3 separate regions of the Homo sapiens genome follow, and regions 2 and 3 are each linked to region 1. The links are chromatin loops, found by intact Hi-C in ENCODE. Cell type or tissue: PC-9. All regions are shown on one strand. Each heading gives the region's core, and the rest is flanking DNA. Links, peaks and the distances in the headings are about the cores only. Region 1 holds the start of LINC02577 (long intergenic non-protein coding RNA 2577). Region 2 has its middle 57 kb from the start of LINC02577. Region 3 overlaps CTB-30L5.1 (a long non-coding RNA gene).

What was found. Hi-C counts contacts between places; a loop is a spot of excess contacts. Peaks named below come from ENCODE experiments on the same cell type or tissue, not always from the same donor. Only the 100,000 strongest peaks of a DNase experiment are listed, where the experiment ranks them.
Region 2: a loop joins it to region 1, with 4 times the contacts of the local background. A loop is called at or near these places in 4 of 110 quality-filtered maps.
Region 3: it touches region 1 in a loop (11-fold over the local background); 2 of 110 quality-filtered maps call a loop at or near these places.

Annotation. Positions count from the first base shown.
Region 1 is chr7:106,771,247-106,778,962 of GRCh38, forward strand. It overlaps LINC02577 (long intergenic non-protein coding RNA 2577), which reads left to right and starts at 3,772. Exons shown (of 5, transcript NR_170304.1): 1 at 3,772-3,954. RefSeq lists enhancers at 3,437-3,731, 3,843-5,042. In PC-9, for the core only: no CTCF peak of the experiment used is centred there; a DNase peak (open chromatin) is centred at 4,565; H3K4me3 peaks cover 863 bases; H3K27ac peaks cover 2,452 bases.
Region 2 is chr7:106,714,634-106,722,349 of GRCh38, forward strand. No RefSeq gene overlaps it. Among named protein-coding and RNA genes, the nearest start is that of LINC02577, 57 kb to the right of the region's middle. RefSeq lists enhancers at 3,471-4,670, 6,190-6,449. In PC-9, for the core only: no CTCF peak of the experiment used is centred there; DNase peaks (open chromatin) are centred at 3,808 and 4,028; H3K4me3 peaks cover 1,128 bases; H3K27ac peaks cover 3,087 bases.
Region 3 is chr7:106,564,417-106,572,132 of GRCh38, forward strand. It overlaps CTB-30L5.1 (a long non-coding RNA gene), which reads right to left. Exons shown (of 4, transcript NR_187788.1): 4 at 5,495-6,728. Among named protein-coding and RNA genes, the nearest start is that of CTB-30L5.1, 31 kb to the right of the region's middle. RefSeq lists enhancers at 1,877-2,842, 2,843-3,808, 3,809-4,774. In PC-9, for the core only: no CTCF peak of the experiment used is centred there; a DNase peak (open chromatin) is centred at 4,445; H3K27ac peaks cover 2,802 bases.

The DNA of each region.
Region 1 (7,716 bases), core at 1,789-6,788:
GGAAGCTAAGCCTGAGGGGCTAAGTAATTTCTGCAATTTATAGTTAGTAAGTGGCCAAGACTTAAATCCAGGTGTGCCTAAATTCAGGGCTTATGGTTTTAGCAACTTTACTAGTCTCATCAATGCAGGAATGGAGGTTACTTGGCATTAACTTATTTTGAGTTTTAATTGAAAACACCCAGATAAAAGTGTTAATATTGCACAGTAGCCACTTAATAATGCTATCTTCTTTCTTACTACAACATTGAAAATTTAGGAGAAACTTGATAGTTGAATTCAAATAATTTAAGAATTGATAAAATCTATGTAACTCAAAACAAAAAAAACTAAGATTACAGTTAAAAATTACACTGTGATATATATATATCATATATATATGATGGAATATAGGCAATGACTTATTTATGTTAAAAGATGGAAGAAACATAGATCAGTGTAGTTAAAGCCCAGTGTAGTTCAACCATATATATATGATATATATATGATGGAATATATATATATATATATCATATATACATAATGGAATTATATACATGATATATATCACATATATATGATGGAATATATATATATATATATATATATATATATATATATATATATATATATATCTCGCAGTTTCTTTATCCACTAATTGATTGATTGGCATTTGGGTTGGTTCCATGATACATATATCATATATACATGACGGAATATATATATCATATAATATATATAATATATATATCATATGATATATATATACATATATTATATATATCATATGATATATATAATACATATATTATATATATATCATATGATATATATAATACATATATTATATATATATCATATAATATATATAATACATATATTATATATATATCATATAATATATATAATACATATATTATATATATCATATAATATATATAATACATATATTATATATATATCATATAATATATATAATATATATATTATATATATATGATGGAACACTACTCAGCCATAAAAAGGAATGAATTAATGACATTCACAGCGACCTGGATGAGATTGGAAACTATTATTCTAAGTGAATTAACTCACGAATGGAAAACCAAACATGGTATGTTCTCACTTATATGCGGGAGCTAAGCTATGAGGACACAAAGACATAAGAATGATACAATGGACTTTTGGGACTTGGAGGGAAGGGTGGGAGCCTGGTGAGGGATAAAAGACTACAAATAGGGTGCAGTATATAGTGCTCAGGTGATGGGCACACCAAAATCTCACAAATCACCACTGAAGAACTTAACTCATGTAACCAAATACCACCTGTACCCCAATAACCTATAGAAAAATAAAATAAAAATGAATGACAAAAAAATTACACTGAGATAAATTTTTGTTCAATAACATGAACATTTTTCTATATTGTGGCTTTCCAACCACGGAATAAACTACCTTGCACAGGAATAAGTTCTGTATCAGCATTTCTATGAGTGGGTAGTTGAACTGAGAGGAGAAATCTCTAGGTGATTTCTCAGTCTTCTAAATCTAAGGTTCAATAAAGAAAACAGTTTAAAGGTTAAGTGGTGCAAAAAGGAATTCCTGAGAATCACTGACTCATAACTGCAAGGAAACTTGTAGTCATCAGCAACATAAGTTAAACAAGTTGTGGTCTAAAGCCTAAGTCTCCTATTTTAATTCTTTTAGGAAGGTAAGAAACCCTCGGAACACTCCACTTATTCTATTTTATTTATCCTCAGAGTGTTTATTGAAGGTACAGCAGTCATCAACATCCCCGTTTTGTTGACTGGAAAATGAAGCAATTCCACAGCCAATGAATGGCAGGGCAAGATGGGAGGTCAGTTCCTGTAGACATCTGGTAATCTTTCCATGACATTACTGTTTTCATCTCAATAGATGATCCCAAGGCTTTTTTTAAAATTAAATATATTTTTAAAGTAATTTTAATTCTCTCATTCATATATATATACACATATATGTAATTTACCACTTGTGAAACACTTAATCACATGATTTTGATCTACATCCATATGGTTCTATGCAAATTCCTTACCAGCTAGTAATTAAGAACCCTGGTTAAATGTAACACTTGTAAAAGCAGTCCTGGAATTTTGGTGCTGGCCTGGCATGGTATAATAAAGGTGCTCATTCCTGGAATGCAGGGTCAAATTCCAGCCTGGCTCTGCCACTGACAAGTCATGGGACCTTGGGCAAGTCAAGCAACCACTGTGCACCTCAATTTCTTGGTTTCTAACATTTGTGAAGGGCTTGAACTACACTGATCTATGTTTCTTCCATCTTTTAACATAAGTAAGTCATTGCCTATTGAGAACTCATGCCTATCAGTTTACTTGTGATGGTCATTTCGTCTTTCACAGCTCAAGGCATGATTTAGTTTATAATTCTATTGATTTTTAATGTTTTTCAGCCAGGTCATATCAGAAGGAACTTTGCATGCATATTTAGCCTGATTTTAGCAATATTTTTAATCTAATAAACTTAACCAAGCAGTCTTGTTGTTGTTGTTGTCGTCAAAATTTGGGGTAAAATTTCAAAAACAGGAATATAACTTTTTAACTTTTCAACTGTACTCATGCATTTTGGTTTAGCAGTATGCTTTTTTCCCCCATGAATTCAGCAATCTTAAAATATGCTATCGCACAAGATACTCATGGGGGATTTAACACCAAATTTTGTTTTGGAACCTATAGTCACTCACTGTTCCAATCTGAAAAATACATAGATGTATCTCAAGTGTATATATTGGTTACCAGCTGGTAGTTTCTCAAATATCTCCATTTCTTTCAGCTGCTTCACACTCACTACCAAGCAAAAAGGTAGGCTTCCTATGAGCAATGATATGAAATAATGTCATAGGTAAATCAAAATAATCTAGATGAAAATAAAATCAGAGTCACAATCCAATTAGTATTTAATATCTCTGTAATTGAGTGTATGCTAATAATCTTTGAACATTTAGTTTCTTAAAACAGAAAAACCAAATACAGGTACATTCATCTCATTCATTACATTTAATTTTCTACTAACAAGAATGTTCAAGTTTTACAGGGCGAGTATCCCTTATCTGAAATGCTTGGGATGAGAAGTGTTTCCAATTTTGATTTTTTCCCAGTTTTGGAATATTTGCATTATACTTACTGGTTGAGCATCCCTAATTCAAAAATCCAAAATCTGAAATGCTCCAATGAGCATTTCCTTTGAGTACCATGTTGGCACTCAAAAATTTCAAATTTTGGAGCATTTCAGGTTTCAGATTTTTTGATTAAGGATACTCAACTTGTACTATCAAACTGGGAGCTCAAACTAGGACATCATTCCAAAGAAACCTTCCAGAATGTCATGACGTCGTAATTAAATGTTTTTGTTACAGAAAGGGGTCTCAGTTCAGAACCCAAGAGAGGGTTCTTGGACCTCACGCAAGAAAGAATTCAAGGCAAGTCCATACAGTAAAGTGAAAGCAAGTTTATCAGGAAAGTAAAGGAATAAAGAATGGCTACTCCATAGGCAGAATAGCGGCATGGGCTGCTCGACTGATGATACTTTTTGTTACTTCCTGATTATATGCTAAACAAGGGGTTGATGATTCATGAGTCTCCAGGAAAGGGGTGGGCAATTCTCGGAACTGAGGGTTCCCGCCTCTGCCCCTGCCGACTTCTTAGACCATATAGGGTAACTTCCTGATGTTGCCATGGCATTTGTAAACTGTATGGCACTGGCGGGAGTGTCTTTAGCATGTTAGCGCATTATATAATTAGTGTATAATGAGCAGTGAGACGACTGGAGGTCACTTTCATCGCCATCTTGGTTTTGGTGGGTTTTGGACAGCTTCTTTACGCATGCTGTTTTATCAGCAAGGTCTTTGTGACCTGTATCTTGTGCCGACCTCCTATCTCATCCTGTGACTAGGAATGCCTTAACCTCCTGGAATGCAGCTCAGTAAGTCTCAGCCTTATTTTACCCACCCCCTATTCAAGATGGAATTGCTCTGGTTCAAAAGCCTCTGACAGGTAGAAATTCAGATGTTAGAATATTTTACCTCCTTAAAATAATTTAAAGGACCAATTACTGTATAGCTTATTTATTTGGATATTTTATATGATGTTTTCTAAACATATAGTATTTGTCAGTGTTTCCAGTGACAAGGTTTTTTGTGAAGGGATTTAGACCAGTGGGGAGCCCAAGGATATTTATTTTGCTGTCGTTCTTGAGTCACTATAAATATTTCAGTTAAGAGTAGTCATAGGAGAGCAAGCAATTGGAGCTATCTGGATTTGAAAGTACTTCAGCTTTCTTCAGCATCCATGCTATCAGTAGCTGCCTAACCTTGCCTTCTGATATTATGCAAGAATTGGACGCTTCTAGCTAACAAACCTTCACTCATGCTGGCTTTTCCCATCCTTTGATCCCTTACCTTGATGCTGCTTTATGATGCCAAAACACCTCAAAGCTTGAACTTGGATAGCATCAAAACATAAAGACAGTACTGAATCAGCTCATGAATCCTCAAAATCAAAAGTCCTTCTCCCCTGTCCGCATGTCCAGCATTTGTGACTTAGTGAATCATAGGGTGGGGAAGTGACTCACAGTCAGCCCAACAGCACTCTTTTTTTCATTAGTTGTTTCTGAAGAATTGTAAAGTTCTGAATTCAAAGCGTGCTTATAAGTTATCGAGATGGACTTTTTCTCCCCTGCAGCATGCCAGAAACTATACAATCCACCCCCTCTGAAGGAGTTTGTTCATTTAAAAAAAAAAAAAGGGTAAGCATGTTTTTAAAATTTAGTTGCAGCAGACAGTACAGAAAACAGTTATTATGGCCACAGCACATGTTGCCTGGGTCTGCTGCTTTTTCTTCTTTCCTATTTTCTCTCATCCCTTTGTTCCACTAAATCCTCCTGCTCCTACCCCCTTTTACCACCACCCCCTCCTCTTCCTCCCTCCTCCACCCTGGATCCCTAGAGAGGGTTGACCTGGGGGCTAGGTAATAATCCCAGAAAGGGCTTGGGATTCCAAATTGCCAGAGATCAAGAAGGCCATCCAGGGAAAACCTGGAAGGACACAGAGTGGTCAGTGTAAATGCATCCACGTGCTCCAAGTGGGCAAAGTAATTGGTTAAAATGTGTAAATGTAAATGCTAAAAATCGAATCTCTATAGAGTGGCCAATGCTATAAAAGGATTACCTTATTCTAAACAATTTTTTCATTCTGTATTTTTCCTGCCAATCTATATATTGTTCATTATTTCACCTTCTCCTTGTTGTTTTCCTGAGCTTTGGGCAAACCTCATCACTTAATGCATGCAATAAATGGGAGTAAGTTCAATTTTTCATCGAGGATAACCATGATAAAAAAAAGAAAGAAGAAATTCACTAATACTACAAACTGTGTTAACCTTGACATGAGAACTTTCAGAGGAGTAGTGGAGGCAAAAGCTTGATTGGAAGGGACTGAAGGGAATGGGAGGAGAAGAATTGAAGGCAGTAAGTATAGACAACCCCAGAAGAATCATTCAGTGAAGAGCAGCAGAGATAGTAGAGCTGGAGGGAGAGTTACAGGTGGATGTGGGGTCAAGAAAGTTTTTAATATAATTAATGTGAGAGAAATAAGAGCATCTTTATATGGTGATAGTAATGATGAGGCCAAGAGGGGAAAAACTGATGACATAGGGGAGGGAGTGTATTAGTCCATTCTCATACTGCTATGAAGAAATACCTGAGACTGGGTAATTTATAAAGAAAAAGAGGCTTAATGGACTCACAGTTCCACATGGCTGGGGAGGCCTCACAATTATGGCAGAAGACAAAGGAGGAACAAATGCACATCTTACATGGCGGCAGGCAAGAGAGCGTGTGCAGGGGAAGTGCCCTATATAAAACCGTCAGATCTTGTGAGACTTGTTCACTATCACAAGAACAGCACAGGAAAAACCTGTCTTCAAGATGCAATTACCTCCCACCAGATCCGTCCCACAACACATGGGGATTATGGTAGCTACAATTCAAGATGAGATTTGGGTGGGGACAGGGCCAAACCATATCAGGGAGTATGTTTGCCTTTGCCAAGCAGCATTAAGGGTTTATGTTCATGAATTTAAGATGGGAGTGGAAGGACTGCTGGAGATGGAGCATGTTAGGGGTTAAATTGTATGCCCCCCTCAAAAAAAAATTTAAGTGTTGAAGTCCTAACCTCTGGTACCTCAGAATGTTACCTTACTTATCCTGACTAGTTAAGATGAGGGGGTGTCCTAATCCAGTGTGACTGGTGTCCTTATAAAAATAGGAAATTTGGGTGCAGACAGGCACACAGGGAGAACACCATGTCAACACGAAGGCAGAAGTTGGAGTGATGAGTCTACAAGCCAAGGATTGCCAGCAATTCATCAGAGGCCAGGACAGCAGCCTGGGGCAGCCCCCTACATGGTACCAACTCCATCAACACCTTGATCTCAGACTTCCAACCTCCAGAACTGTGTGAGAATTCATTTCTATTCTTTAAGCCACCTAATTTGTGGCACTTTGCTTTGACAGTTCTAGCACACAGGGTGATTGAGGAAGCGTGCTAGGAAGAGAGGAAGCAGGGGTCCTAGAGTGGGCGGCATGCCTTGCAGCCGTGGAGGCCACACAGCTGTGGGAAATGACAGGGTCTGCAATCACGGTGATGAAAGGGGAAGGACCAGATTGTGAGAGGAAAGGTCAGTAGGGAACTGAGAGACCAGGATAATGGAGGGACAATCCATGTGTAAGTTGAACTTGCCCAGAGTTAAGACAGGAAGAGGAATGCAATGGTGAGGCAGGAACACTGAGGAACCAGGGGGAATGACTTCAGGATGACAGATGTCACAAAATGAGAAGTCAGGTGACATAACCTGATGACCTGAGATTCAATGCAGGACACTTTTAGGAAAGAGAAAGAGGTAATGATGCAGAAGTGGCAATGAGGAGTGTAAAAGAAACGCACCCCACCTCCAGGCCCCATGGCACAACTGGAGGGAGCAAACCACAGCCACCACGGGACAAGGAGAATAACGACAGAATCAGAAGGCAGTGTTCCCAGAGGACAGCCATGTTTTCATCAGAGTGAGATGGTGCTGGAAGAGTCAGAGCCAAGGTTGACACTATTGGGTTTTGCTAATAATGGACTGTGAGTTCCAGCAGGGCCCAAAAGGGGCTTCAGGATTGGGCAAGGGTAGATGTCCTCCTCTAGTCCATGACCAATGCTGATCCACACTGGACTAATTACTTCCCTGATTCCAAGCTAGTAGATGGGTAGCAGTAAATGTTCCATCTCCAGCTGTACTCACCTTGTTGACTTTATTTTCTAACTGTAGCTAATTCTGTCCCAGGACCTGGCTATTACACAGGCTGAAGCAGCAGTTAGCTCCTCTTTTCTTTGGGACCCACAGAAATCACAGCAGCTGTGTTGTTGTGGGGTTTCTTGGCGTTTGTTTTGGTTTGGTTTGTTTTTTTTGCCAGTAATTTTTTTCCCAGAAAGGCATTCTTTCTCTTCACTGCAGTGGAAGTGAGAGAGGGAGAGAGGGTGCAGAGAGGGAGAGGGCAAGTAATCAGATTCCAAGATGACCATCTCCCCAGAAGGCTTTCACTATTCCTCAACATATGGCATCATTTTAGCATCCTCAGCTCTGTTAGTTTGAGGGTAACCTCAGCAAACATGCCCCTCTCATGAGCAAGGTATGTGGTTTG
Region 2 (7,716 bases), core at 979-5,978, 57 kb before region 1:
AGAATGGGAGAAAATTTTTACAATCTACCCATCTGACAAAGGGCTAATATCCAGAATCTACAAAGAACTTAAACAAATTTACAAGAAAAAAGCAAACAACCCCATCAAAAAGTGGGCAAAGGATATGAACAGACACTTTTCAAAAGAAGACATTTATGCAGCCAACAGACATATGAAAAAATGCTCATCATCACTAGTCATCAGAGAAATGCAAATCAAAACCACAATGAGATTCCATCTCACACTAGTTAGAATGGCGGTCATAAAAAATCAGTAAACAACTGGTGCTGGAGAGGATGTGGAGAAATAGGAATGCTTTTACACTGTCAGTGGGAGTGTAAACTAGTTCAATCATTGTGGAAGACAGTGTGGCGATTCCTCAAGGATCTAGAACTAGAAGTACCATTTGACCCAGTGATCCCATTACTTGGTATATGTCCAAAGGATTATAAATCATGCTACTATAAAGACACATGAACATGTATGTTTATTGAGGCACTACTCACAATAGCAAAGACTTGGAACCAACCCAAATGTCCATCAATGACACACTGGATTAAGAAAATGTGGCATGTATACACCATGGAATACTATGCAACCATAAAAAAGGATGAGTTCATGTCCTTTGTAGGGACATGGACGAAGCTGGAAACCATCATTCTGAGGAAATTATCACAAGGACAGAAAACCAAACACCACATGTTCTCACTCATCGGTGGGAATTGAACAATGCGAACACTTGGACACAGCATGGGGAACATCACACACCGGGGCTTGTCATAGGGTGGGGGTATAGGGGAGGGATAGCATTAGAAGAAAGACTTAATGTAAATGATGAGTTAATGGGTACAGCAAACCAATATGGCACATGTATACATATGTAACAAACCTCCTGCACGTTGTGTACATGTACTCTAGAACTTAATGTATAATTAAAAAAACAAAAAAACCAGCTCTTGCTTCTGAAAGATGCCACAGTCTATTGAGAAAAACAAATAAGAAAATAAGCAAGTGTGATAATGCCATAGTAAAATGCTAGGAGAACATGGATTTGGAGCCCACTGCTTCTAACAGGATCTGATGATTCTGAAATGATTTTAAATGTGTTTAGCTTTCATAGGTAACAGCTTTCCAAAGTATTTGAGCCAATATATTTTCTTACCTGCAATGTATGAGAGTTCTAACTATTCCACATCCTGGCCAACACTTGCTATTGTATGTCTTTGTAATTTTAGCCGTTCTGATAGATATGTCATGGTATCTCATTGTGGTTTTAATTTGCATTTCCCTGATGAGTAGATGTTGGTGAAGGCAATAGGTGGGAAAGGGTAGATGGAGGAAGAGGCATTATAGACAGAGAGACCAACATGTACAAGTAGACACAGAAACTAGAGAAAATATGTATCGTAGGTGCACAGGATAGCAAGAGACAAGGCAAGAGAGAACACAAGGAGGAGTATCAAAAGCCTTGCCCAACACACTGAGAAGGTTGAGCATCTCATAAAATCACTGGAAAGCTAGCCATAAAAATATTTTATAAGTAAGACATAAATGTAACCAGATCTATAGTTAAATGATCCCTCTAACAACAGTGTGGAAGACAAATTGGAGGAAGGAATACTGGAGGAAACGGCAAGGGAAGGAGGTAAGTAGGGCTTGAATAGAGGCAATGCCACCAAGGACATGCCAAGAGAGTGGTTTTTAAGGACATTTAGACAATAAAATCTACAGGTTTGGCTCAACACAGGAAATGAGGAGGATGAGGAGCACAAGATGGCACCCAGCATTCGGGCCTGGCAGACATGCTATACTTGAAATAGGGGTAGAATATCTAGAAACCAAGCAGTGTGTCCTGGAGGTCTGGTATTTGTTTACCTTACAAAACAGTTAAAAGGATTTTGTTTTCAAAGCTTAATTCATAGGACCACCAGAATTATATTTCCAAAGGGGCCCTGGGAGTTGAGAGAGGAGATAAACATAGTGTCTTGGTCTTTGAGAGCAGAAAAAAGGGTTCCTGGGGCAAATTCTGCACTGATGAAGAGGGCTGCCTTCACTATCTCTCCCAGAGAAGTGCTCCAAAGCTGGCAGAAGACCCTCAGTCAAAGGCAACACTGTACAGCAGAAGCAAAAGTACAAGATACCAACTTCTGTAGACTACATACAGGTCGTCAGCATGTGTGGGGTGGGTAAAGCCATGAAAACGAGTGAGCTTATGCTAGGATTGCTTAGACTGTGAGGAGAAAAGGGCCAAGATGATGGGAAGCATCAGTGTTTAACAGGTGGAAAGCCTGAAAAAGAATGTCCAGAAAGGCAAGAAGAGAGCCAGCAAAGAGCAATGTAATGGAAACCAAGGAGGAGAATTTTATGAAGGAAGTGATCAATATAGTCAAGTGCTGGAAAGAGAAGTTAAATAACATGAGGATTTTAAATAGTTAGAAAATCTTTAATGACTTTGCAGAAGCCACTTCACTAGGTTAATGGGATGTAAGCCTCATTATGGAGAGCTTTAGAGTAAATGAGCAATGATAAAGTGCAGAGAATGGTTTATATTATTTTGGGGGGTTAATAATGAAGTTGGAAAAATATAGGGTGATCTCTAAGAAGAATTACAAATTTAGGGGAAAGAACTTTCCTTTAATGTGGTAGAACCTGTAGCATGGTAAAAGGCTATGGAGAAGAAGCCAATGATAATAGGTTGAAAAAAATGGAAGAGAAAAGAAGCTAAGAAGTAACTGAAGCATTAGAAGGGAAATCTCCAGAGAAATCTAAGGATTGTCAACTATGCCAACTGTTTAAACAACTTCAAGAAACATAAGGACAGAGAACAGTCTACTGTATTTGGCAATTAGGGCATCAGTAAGAGTTGTTTTGAGAAGTTCACTTGAGTGTTGGGGACAGAAGCAGAGTACAAGGAGCTGAGAATCTAAGGGGATATGGGAAACTGAAGACAGAAAATTGAACACTACATTTTCAAAGCACTTGGCTGTGATTGGAAGAAGAAAAGTAAATTATTTAATCCTACCTATCATTTCTGCTAGGCCCATGGTCTCCTCTGAGTGGCCAGTATCCAGTGATCTTGCCCTGCTTATTGGACAGGAGTGGACACTAAGCCAAGGGAAGTTTACCTTATGGGCATAGCTGTCAATCAAAGGGGAGCACCCAAAGTAATGCACAATTTGCTTTTTCTTAGTGGATCCTCTTTCTGGGAGAAATTAAAAGTGTACTCACAGTTCAACGACAAATACACAGTGACACTACTGGAAGAGACTCATTTGTTTTTGGAGTTATGAAGCACTCTCCTTTTTCTTGGATTAATTTATCTCCATGGTAATTAACCAACAAAATTATGTTCAGAGATATAGTTTCTGTTAGATTGCCTTTCAGAGATTAGATCTTTCCTTTTCTACACTTCCCTTTATTTTGAGCCATGAATAGCAAAGCAAAGGACCATTAAGTATCCTATTAGCCAAATGCTTTAGTTTACACCATGATGATCTCAGAATACCTAAGTAATCAGTCAATACATTTTTTTAAAAGCCAAATAAGTTAATAATCTTAATGAAGTCTGACTTCATTAAGTCATTTTTGTAGTTCATTTTTGTAGTTTTTAGTGTAATTTAGAGACATAGCTCAAATCAACTTCCTCATTCTATAAGTAGAGGTACACATAATTATGCCCTTAAAGCTAATCAGGATTTTCAAAAGTCAAGCATACCATGGGCTGTGGCTTTTATTAGTCACAGCCTCCGGAAATGTTGATTCAGCTGAGTAGGAGGCAATGGGAGCATTCATTGTGACTTAGTTAATAGTCATGTGTGGGGGAAGGGTGCAGAACTGGGTAGAAGATGAAAGAAGATAAGCACATGTTTAAAAGAATTGCATTAAACAACTTTTTACTATGGTTAGAAAAGTAGCATTTGTTTTTTTCATGCTGTAATATGTTCAGCTTCATAATGAGTTGTGACATTTACAGCATTCTTTTAAAGATATCTGGGCAGAGCAAAGCCAGGGAGGAAATTACTGAGCATGACTACTGGCAACTGGTGATAAATACTTTCGCATTATTTAAAAATATTTAATGGCCACTGTCTTTATTGTGCAAGGTATACTACCATTTCATTATCATTTTTCAGATACGTGACTCAAGTTACCAAGTTGCCATGACTGCCTACTGGAGATGAAGGAAACAAAATCATCATTACTGAAAAATTCTTGAAGAAAAAAATGTTCATCAATTTGGAGATACCTGTCTTCCAGAATACTTGAGATTATTCTTTAAAAACAATTTTTACCACATATAAACAGAAGCCAAGGCTAACTCAAGATAAAAATTTAGGTCTTAAGGATCTTTCATGCCTGTAATCCCAGCACTTTGGGAGGCCAAGATGGGCATATTACTTGAGCTCAGGAGTTCAAGACCAGCCTGAGCAGCATGGCAAAATCCTGTCTCTACAACAAATATAAATATTAGCCAGGCATGGTGGCGAGTGCCTGTAATCCCAGCTACTCAGGAGGCTGAGGCAGGAGAATCACTTGAATCTGGGAGGCTGCGGTTGCAGCGAGCCGAGATTGCACCTCTGCACTACAGCCTGGGTGACAGAGTGAGACTGCATCTCAAAAAAGAAAAAAGATATACTTTGGGTGTGGATAGATGTAATATTTCTGAGAGAAAAGATCTTTTTTGCTCACTTTAAAAATTGTTCCTCCACCGCATCTCACCACTCCACAGCCTAAAATCACCTGATATTGATCCCTGTTCTATCCAGAGTATTAGTGATGTGTAGTATCTATTCAAAAAGTGCTCCAATACTGTCTTTGAGGTTTCCTCCCAGGCTACCGGCACCCATTCTGTAGCTTTTGCTGCTCTCAAATCTTGAGTTTACCAGAAATTGTCAATAAAAGTTTATTATACAAGAATCAGGACCATATTCCTTCCTCAAATGGCCCTTTAATGATTGTTGAATAAAATATCAAGGAGTTGCTGTGGTCTACTCATATCGTCCTAAAAACCAAGTTTGTACAAGTAGATAACAATCACTATGTTAGAACAACTTCTTGGCTGAAAGCAAGTACAAGACACCATTGATTATAAGACGCATCCCAATTTTAGACATGTTAACATGTGAAAACAAAAAACAGGCTTATCTTCAAGACATATTTTTAAACCTAGAAGAAGAGAAGGAAAAGGATGAGGAAAAGGAGAAGAACAAGAGAAAACTGTTCAAATAATCTAGATAAGAACTAAGGTACTAGTAGCAGAGAGAGAGAGAGAGAAGGGTTTGGACACAAGGCATATTTAGTAACTAGAATCACCAGGTCTTGGAACTGACGGGAAGTTGAGAAAGATGGCAACAAAGTATAGGAAAGCTATACAATTTCTAGGTCATATATCTGGATGGGAAGCAAATAAAAGATTAAGGGAAAATACTAGTTTAGTTTTGGATACACTATTTGACAACCAGATACAGATGTCCAGTAGGCAGTTGGATATATAAATCTGGAGCTTAGTAGAGTTGCCTAGTCTGCAGATATACAATTAGAAGACATTTATATGTGGTACTGGGTAATATTGCCCATCAATGGCCTATTGAATTTTTTTTAAGAAAAACATAAAAACCTCCAAACTAACCAGTACTGTATTGTCAGTATTCAGTTACAAGGAACAGAATCCACTGTAGCTGGTTTAAGAGGAAAGGGGTTTGTTACAGAATATTAAATGGCTTACTTTAAAAAGCTAATAAAAAAAGACTCCATTCTAAGGTTCTAGAAACAATTCCCAAAGCCACACTACAGAACTGGGTAGCTGAAGGAGCTGCTGCCTTAAAAATGATCAGGGATCTGTAAAATTAGCAAACTGCCATGTGAGAAATTACTAACACTACTTGCTTCCAAACCACATCACGTTCACTAAAATCTCCACCAGCAAAAATATGACCCTGTGCCTTGACTCTCTCCTCCTAGATTAACTGCAAATCTAAGTCTCATACAATGTATCTGTCTGATTGTCAGAAGGTAAATTATACCCAGAACTCTAGGACATTTGAAGAATGGCTTGCTTTGTTTTGCTTTGGCTTTGTGTGTTGAGCTTTCTGCCTTCCACATATTATAAGGAAGCTGAACTGAAACGTGTGGTGAGTGAGCCAGACCCTATCACCTACCATGAAGACCAAAAGCAGAACAATGGGGAACATGAACACTGAAAGTGTGAGAAGTTTGGCCATACCAAAGAAGGTATGGCCAGAGAGGTGAGCACCACAGTGAGTGTACAGCATGGAAGCCAGTGGAAAGGAAGCAGAAGAACAAAGCAGCACCAGAAGAAGCAAGGAGTGAAGAAAGGTCAATGTCAGAAGCTGCTAAGAAGTGAGCGTTTAAACAGCTGGATAATTTCTAAAGCAGGGGCCCATCCATGGCCTGTTAGGAAATGAGCCGCATAGCAGGAGGTGAGTGGCTGGCGATCGAGCAAAGTTTGATCTGTATTTACAGCAGCTCCCCATTGCTTGTATTACTGCCTAAGCTCACTTCCTTCAGATTTTAGGGGGCATTAGATGCTCATAGGAGCAAGGGCCCTAGTGTGAACTGTGCATTTGAGGGATCTGGGTTGTGTTCACCTTATGAGACTCTAACAAATGCCTGATGATCTGAGGTGGAACAGTTTCGTCCTAAAACTATTCCCCCCCAACCTCCCACCCCTTCCCATGGAAGAATTGTCTTCTGGGAAACCAGTCCCTGATGTCAAAAATGTTGGAGACTAAAGAGTATCTGATAGAGTTAGCAAAAACAAGGTCCTTTGGTGGCCTTGGCAAGAGCAATTTCAGTGAAGTGGTTATGAAGGATGCTTGCTTGAAATGGGTTAAAAAGTGACTGGGAAGGATAAACTGATTTCAAGTTTATCTTCCTCTTAAGTGTGAAGTAATCTGTTAGGGCCTGAGTTTTCCTCGTCTGTTAAAATGGATTTATGCGCACCTTGTATGTTTGTTTTATGTGCAACCTGATATGGCCAGGCATTCACCACTATGACGGAAATCAAAAGAATTAACCTCACTTTTGTACCTAGGATCTCCCCAAACACCTCCTGGTTGTTGGAATTTGGGAGAACCTAGTCATTCACTACCTCATTTCTTCCAGCTTCTTCCAAATTGAGAACAGACTCATGTGACCAATGGATATCAAAGTATCAGTTTTATTCATGGTAAAGCTGGAATGAAGAAAATAGTTTGGGCTTGAGGTCAAAATGCCTTTCCCTTGTATTGAATGTGCATTCCCAGCCAGGCAGAGGAGCTAGAGGGGACACTCTGCCCAGTCTATTTACCACACTGGAGATAAGATATGAGAAAGGTCCCAGTCGTTATCCATTTTTGAGGCAAGTAGCAGGAGAGCAAGAACCAAGAGTTAAGGCCATACATATACAGTGACCCCATCTGGCAGGAAAACAAGAGGAGGCACCAAGAAAGGAATGAAGAGAAAAATGGATACGTCCTTTATGATAATTCCTCAAGACTGTTAAAGCATTTCCAGAAACCATAGAGAGGAAGAGAGAGGTACTCCCAACCTAAGGGATGATCATGTCTCTCATGGCCCACAAACAAGATGTCTTTTACATCAAAATCCATGCATGGTGGAAGGGGAACATGACTAGGTCTTCATTTGCCACAAAAGTTCACAGGAGGAAGAATGGGGAAGTAGCCGACCCAACAGCCTTCACCATACCAAACACTT
Region 3 (7,716 bases), core at 1,623-6,622, 210 kb before region 1:
TATTTGGTTGGCCCGCTTGGTCCATCTCATTGTAGCCAAATCCAACAATGAATAATTTTGTTTGGTGGCCCCTGATGCAGTTTTGCATTCCTCCATGGGAGGAATGATGAGTGCTCTCAAATTTTGTCAGGCAGACTGCTGCCTCCCTTTCCGCTCTGGGCACATTCTCACAAACTCAAGGGACCTGGAGCATCAGGGCTTCTCCTGGCTTGGTGTTAAAGGTACACTGACACATGCTATCTTTGACCCTTCACACAGGACTCCATGGGACACCAGTCTTCTATAGTGCAATTCACTTGTCTTGACCTTCTTGCTCATGCAATTTGACCTTAGCTACCTTAGTCCTATGTCCTTTCAGTCACCTATTTTTTCTGGGAGGTGACATTAATAATCTTTGATTATTAAATCTTTTATATGGTGGTTCTTCTTCATTTCAATCTCAGAGGATAACTTTCTAAATTCCTTTTTATATTTTATTTAACTCTTTTTTTGAGACAGGGTCTTGCTCTGTTGCCCAGGATGGAGTGCAGTGGCATGATCATGGCTCACTGCAGCCTCCGCCTCCCTGGCTCAAGCGATCCTACCACCTCAGCCTCCTGAATAGCCAGGACTACAGGCACATGTTACCAAGCATAGCTAAATTTTTTTCTATTTTTTGTAGAGATGAGGTCTTGCCATGTTGCCCAGGCTGGTCTTGAACTGAGAAGCCATCTGCCCGCCTCAGCCCCCCAAAGTGCTGGGATTACAGGCGTGAACCACCATACCCGGCCTGTTTCCAAGTTCTTCTTACTTTGCTCTCTTTTAATTATCTTTGTGTCAAAACATAGATCAAAATTTTCTGTTACATAATATGGGACCCCTCACACAACTGTCAGTGCTGTATTAAGTGAAGACAAGAGGGATTCAACTTTTCACTATACAACTAAACTCTTTAAGAATTTGTCATCCAACAATTTTTCCTCTAGCCACTGTGAATTTCTTATGGTTCTTTCCTTAAGTTTGGTTACAATAATCAGACCTCCACTCAAATTGCTTAAGTAAAAAGGGAGAAATCTCAGGAGGTTACCTCTTACAGAAATATGACTTGACCACAAAAGAACCGGAACTAGAATTTGGAGGTGGTTCCTAAACCTGTTCTTTGCATTTCTGAGTGGTTGGATAGTCTGTCTCTCCTACTGATTATCAGGGATGACTGGTTACCTCATCTTCACAAATGGAGATGACTGTTTCCAACTCCTCTCACTTTGGTCACTTTTAGTGTGTGTGGCCCAACTTGCCACCAGCTCCACATCTATAGGATCTAGATAACCCCATGGCTCCATATTACAAAAATAATTTAAGATTAGCATCAAGATGTTTGCATAAGATGTTTGTGAGAGATAAAATGAGACTAAAATAAACACTGCAATGGTACTTATTAGGATTGAGGTGTAAATATGACTCTGAATTTCATAGGTTTTTTTGTCTTAGATAAGAAAGCCATGCGACAAGAGAGGCAGAGTCAGAGAAGATGCTATGCTGATGGCTTTGAAAACTGAAAGGGTCACAAGTCAAATAAGATGGGCAGACTCTCTGTCTCTGGAGTCTTCCTCAAGAAAACTTCTAGAGTTTTCCTAGCTTCTAAGCCAGGAAATGTGAGGAAACAGACCCTCTTCTGGAGCCCCCAGAAGGAACCAGCCCTGTGAATGCCTTGGTTTTAGCCCAGTAAGCTTCATTTCAAACTTCTGACCTCTAGAACTATAAAAGAATAAATTTGTGTTGATTTTTAAAAAATCTACTATTCTTTATATATAGACATACACACACACACACACACACACACACACACATTGTATTCACAACCTAGCGATGCTATAACAATACCGTAAACTGTTTAAAATAGAAATTTTTTGTCTCACAGTTTCAGAGGCTGGAAGTCTGAAGTCATGCTGTTGGCCGACCCACATTCCCTCTGAAACCGACAGGGGAATCCTCTGCCTCTTCCTGGCCTCTGCTGGTTTCCAGCAATCCTTGGCGCTGCTTGGCTGGCAGATGCATGATTCCAACCTTTCATCTTCACACAGCATTCTCTCCGAGCATCTTCACATCATCTTCCCTGTGTGTCTGATTCTGTGTCCAAATTTCTTTTTTCACAAGGCTACCAGTCATACCAGATTAGGGCCTGCCCTAATGACCTCATTGTAACTTTCTTATCTCTGTGAAGACCCTATTTCCAAATCCAGTCCCCTTCTGAGGGACTAGGGGCTGGGACTTCAACATATCTTTTCTGAGGGGACATAATTCAACCCATAAAACATACATCTACAGATAATTTTATGTAGAGGCCTAAATATGGCCATATGCATACATTTTCATTTATTTTTAGTGACTTTTTAAACTTCTTTTAACTGAGCTCTGTCCTTCCCTTCTTCTCCCTCTTTCAACGTCAGCAGCCTTCCCTCCTCCCCGACCATGGCAACCAATCTCAACAACCTAATATGCATCCTCTGTCCAGCTCTCTGTACTTAGATAATCCCATACAGATGTACACACACAGAGTTTATCATTTTTTCCCTCAATAGGATATATGTGCTCTTTTTTCCTTCAGTAGTATCTTATGGGAATCCCTCCAAATCATTTGGTTTAACTGTAATTCATATTTTTATTCATTAAAAATATTACTTTGTTTGAGAAATATTATAAATTATTAAGCCACTGCTTGGTTGATGAGCATTCTCTTTTTTCCTGTTTTTACTCTCTGAACAATGCTGCAGCAAACCTCTGTGTTCGTATGTCCTTAACACTACCCTTTTATTTCTACTGGGCTACACTCCAAAGAGTGCAATTGCTGGAACGAGGGGTACGTGTCCTTTTAATTTTAATAGATATTGTCAAATGTATTTCCCAAAAGATTTTAGCACATCACAGTTCACCAGCAGAGTATCAGAGTACATTCCTGTCAGGACTCTGAGCCCAAGCTAAGCCGTCATATCCCCGGTGACCTGCACATATACATCCAGATGGCCTGAAGCAACTGAAGATCCACAAAAGATAACATTCCACCATTGTGATCTGTTCCTGCCCCACCCTAACTGATCAATTGACTTTGTGACAATACACCCTCCCCGCCCTTGCGATAACGTACTTTGTGATATTCCGCCGCCCTCGAGAATGTACTTTGTAATATTCTCCCCCACCCTTAAGAAGGTACTTTGTAATATTCTTCCCATCCTTGAGAATGTACTTTGTAAGATCCACCCCCTGCCCACAAAAATTGCTCCTAACTCCACCGCCTATCCCAAACCTATAAGAACTAATGATAATCCCACCACCCTTTGCTGACTCCTTTTTCAGACTCAGCCCGCCTGCACCCAGGTGAAAAAAACAGCCTTGTTGCTCACACAAAGCCTGTTTGATGGACTCTCTTCACACGGACGCATGTCACAATTCCTATCTCCAACACTAGCATATGATATTATAGCTCTTTTCTCCAGTCTAAGTGTAAAATGGTGTTCTATTGTTAACTTCCATTTGCTTTTTTCTGACCACTAGTGAATATGAGCATGTGGGCTAGCCGTTTCAATGTCTGTGAAGTGTTTATCCTTTGTGCATCTTTATCTCATCATTTTGCCCTTTTCTCATCAAATTTAAGAGCTTTTATCATAGGCATAAACTGTCACTTGCATTACAAATGTACTTTTCTTATTTTGTATTAACCTGTTGACTTTATAATTTTAAAAGTCTTTCCTTTCCTTCTTTTATAGCTTCTAGTCACAGTTTAAAAGGTCTCTCCCACCCCTAGAATATACACATAGCCTGCCAGATTTTTAAACAATACCTTGTTATATTTTTTACATTTAAAATTTTAATCTGAAATGGATTTTTCCATGCGGCATAAGGAGTCCATATTTATTTTCTTCCAAATGGAGAGCCAGTTGGGCCAGTGCCATCTATCATACATCTTTTCCCCATTGTTTTATATTAAAGTCTCATTTATACTGGGATTTGTATCTGGCTATTTCTAGCAGCCACTGTAAAGAGGAAACACAAATGCCTGGAAGGGTAACCAACATTTTAGCCATTGTAATTTTGAGGTGTTGAGAATTTAGGTAATTATTCTTCATTGCTTTGCTGTATGGTTTTTTTCCATAATAAACATGCATTATTGGTGTTACAAAAATAAATGGATGGTGGGGGGCAGGGGGAGGACCAGTAAACACAATTAGTTTCATCATTCATAGTGTCTGTCCCGGGACAAATACAAGCCAGCAACTACCAGCAGCAGCATTGCTATTCCTGGAATGGAGACCTGAGAAGATTTTACCCTCAGGGAGAAATGTAATAGGGTTGTTCCCAGAGACACTGGAAAATCTCTTTAAATGCCAGCTTGCCGGAGGTGGGGACTGATTAAGTTTTGGGAAGTCATTTCATTCAGTAAGCTCATTGTGAAATAAGCATGAGGTGGTGATTTAATGTGTGATTGGCAGGCATTGCATATTCAAGCACAAGGAGTTTAATTGATTGGAAGAGCAGGTTGCCCTGAGCTGATGCAATAAATACTAAGGTTGAGTGTGCTGTTTGAAACTAGTGAAGTGATGCAATCATCTCCCATGTTCAGCAGCAGCCTAATTGCTGGCAAGAATTTAAATGCTTAAAACGGTACTTGGATGATTACAGAGCACATTCAAATTATGTAAAAGTGACCAGATCCCATAGCTCCAGGGCACAGCATCTGTCCTTAAGTGATAAGGGTCAGTTAAAGCTCTAAAACTGTAAACAGTGCATTGGCCCCATTGAAGCCCCTGGAGGAAATTTGCAGAGTCACAGCCATCTGCTGCCTAAAATAACAAGTAGCAGGGTCCCTTCCCAGCGCAAAATGGCCACCTAGCAGCACAGCCCAAGGTGACCTGCACAGGCTCCCAGCCTTTTCCACCTTGCACATTACCTTAGGGAAGGTCAAAGTATGAGTATTAGCCAAAACCTTCTACAGTCCCCTTGAAGGCCTGGGATTTGCAGGAACTAGTGTCTGCTGCAAATAAAAGTACATACTGGGATTCCAGTTCATGCCGGAGGAACCCTAAAACAGTAGTGAATGGTTTCCCCAAGCCTGCTTATGTTAGATATGAGTTCTAAATTTCAAAGAATATGTCAGTATGTTCAATTATTTGTCTTCTACTTTTAAACTTCCTCATAAAGCAACCTTTTCCGATTACATTCTCCACCCTGACTCATTCTGATTACCTGCTCTGTCATAACCATTTTTCCCGCCAAACCACTCACCCCCGCCACTCTCTTTAAGTTAGCCAATCGGAATTAGTTTAGCCTGTGCTGTCTAACCCTAGCCAATAGAGGAACGACACAGCAGAGGGGCCACGTGCCCATCAGGGACAAGAACCCCTTCCTTTCCCTTGTCCAAGTGTGCGCTCATCATTGCTCCATCTGTAAGGGCACACTCTTCTGTAGAAGTAACTTGCCTTGCTGAGAATTAAAAATAAAATTTTATATTCGCGTGCTATTTCTTTTGCGGCACCAAAACTTTATAACAATTAGAGTAAGTACAACATCACATTTCTTGGCACAGCTTTCTACTCCCCCCACCCCCCACCCAAGTGTGCAAATAGCAGAATGCCAAAGCTGGGCTCAGTAAGTCAGTGGGGAGCCAGAACTGAGTGGCCCATGTAGGCTGCTCGCTGAGGGTCTACAAACCCAAAGATAAATTTTAAAGTATCAGGATTACATCTCTTTCAGGTAATTCTCCTTAAAACAGAATTCTTCATAACTGAGTCTATAAACACTGTTGGCCCTCAGTGAGTTTGAGATGATATTCTATGATGCTGATGAAATACAAAACTATATTTCCACAGTCGGTTGATGCCCTCCTTATGACAGCCAGAGAGCCTCATGATGTCTCAGTGGAAGGCTACTCCACCTTCATCTACAGGTGGTCTGAGGGAGGAGGATCAGGGTCAGGGCCAAGAAATTTTGGGTGGGGAAGGGCAAGCAGGGACCCAGCAGTTTTTATCTTCTCCATTTCAACAGATCTTGAGGCTCTAGAGTTTTACTTGATCAGAGTCATAATCCCAGTCTTGAGCATTTTAAAGCAGGTGTTCCCACGTATCCACCTTGACCAATAAATAAAAATCTCCTATATGTCTTTTAACATAGAGAAATACATTAGAATTTCCTGGCCTGGAATACCTTCCAAGACAAACTGGTCAGGAGATAAAATGCCTAAATATTGGGGGCGTCTTCCAAAAATTCTAATTTTGGTTTTGGAATTATGTATATTGAACCCATTATTTAGCTAAGAAATGAATGACAGGATGAAAAGGGTGTTTCCCCTTCCAGGTGGCCAACAATTTTTGATTCCAAATATTTAATTAGGCTGGCTGAGTTTTTTCACTTGTGATTGGTTTTTTGCTTCTGTTTCCCCTTTCCTGGTTTTTGGCTGCAGAACAGTCCTTACAAGACTCAGCACTTGAAACTTGAGTCCCAGATGTGCCAGACTAAAATGCAGAAAAAAAACCCGATCTTTAAATTATTAGCAACACCCTTGATAGCAGATGAGAAATTTCCTCTTCAAAGACACAGGAAGTGGACTTGTATACAGTTCAAATGCAGCAGCAGGGCATTGAGAGAGTTTGAAAACCTCCAGGTCCTGAATGAACACAGCCTGTCCTCCAGGGTCAGGAACTCAGTGTCTTCCAAGGCCGACCTTCCAACTTGGTTGAACTCTATTTCCTGATGTGCTGAGATAACGCAATAAAGTTGCAAGTAGCCCTCCTCCCCCCGCCCCACACTCCCCCCCACACACACTCTTGCCTGTCCTCTCCCCAGTCCTACCTGTCAGGACAGTTCTCAGGTTTCCTATAAGAGAAACAGGTGGGAAGGCGGAGGAGAGGGATGCTTTGGTTGGGGAGAATGGTGCTGAGGGCAGCCCTGGCATGGGAATGACAGAGGGTAGGAAGTTGCTGAAGACTTCTGCATAGCCCTCGTGTGGAACAAGAAAACCAAGGGCTTTATTTATTCTGACCTGTCTTGGTGGCATAGACAGCGTCTGAGTGGACATCTGCTCTGTTCACCTGTCCATCCCTCATTCCCCCTTCTTCAGCTAAGCAGCTGGAGTTTTTATTTTGGGGAACCACCTCATTCTCAGACTATGAGCTTTAGGCAGGGGGCTCCTTCCCCTACACCCCCCTGCCCATGTTCAGGGTGACATGGAACTCAGGCTGAGCCAATCAGCATCATTCTCCTGGGTCACAGAGTTTTATTGGAAGGCGATCCCTGGAGGGTGCTACCTTAGTGAATGGGTGACCTGTAGGAGTGTGAATTGGAGCCACCGAGCTTGCATCCCCAATGCCTGTCCTCTAAGAGCCCACCATGGGGAAAGACAGCAGTGGATGCAGAGGCCAGGAATGGAGATGGACTTCTACAACCATGATGTGAACCCAGGAGTGACTGAAGTCACTCTAGCCCTGGCTTCTGAGGTTGTGTTATAAATTCTCCCTTTATTTTTTCTAATCTGTCCTAAGGTTCCGTTCCTTGTAACCAAACATTTCCTGATTCATCTAGTGGTCTTTTGACCACATTGCTTTGGGAGCTGAGCTGTTTGAGTGTGAAACATACCTGCATGAAGCTTCCTCTCATTGGAACTGACAGTAAGTCTCTTCCCTTAGACAGGTGACTTCTGTCAGCTTCCCTAACTTCCTCCTCTTCAGGTTAACACTCCCAGTTCCT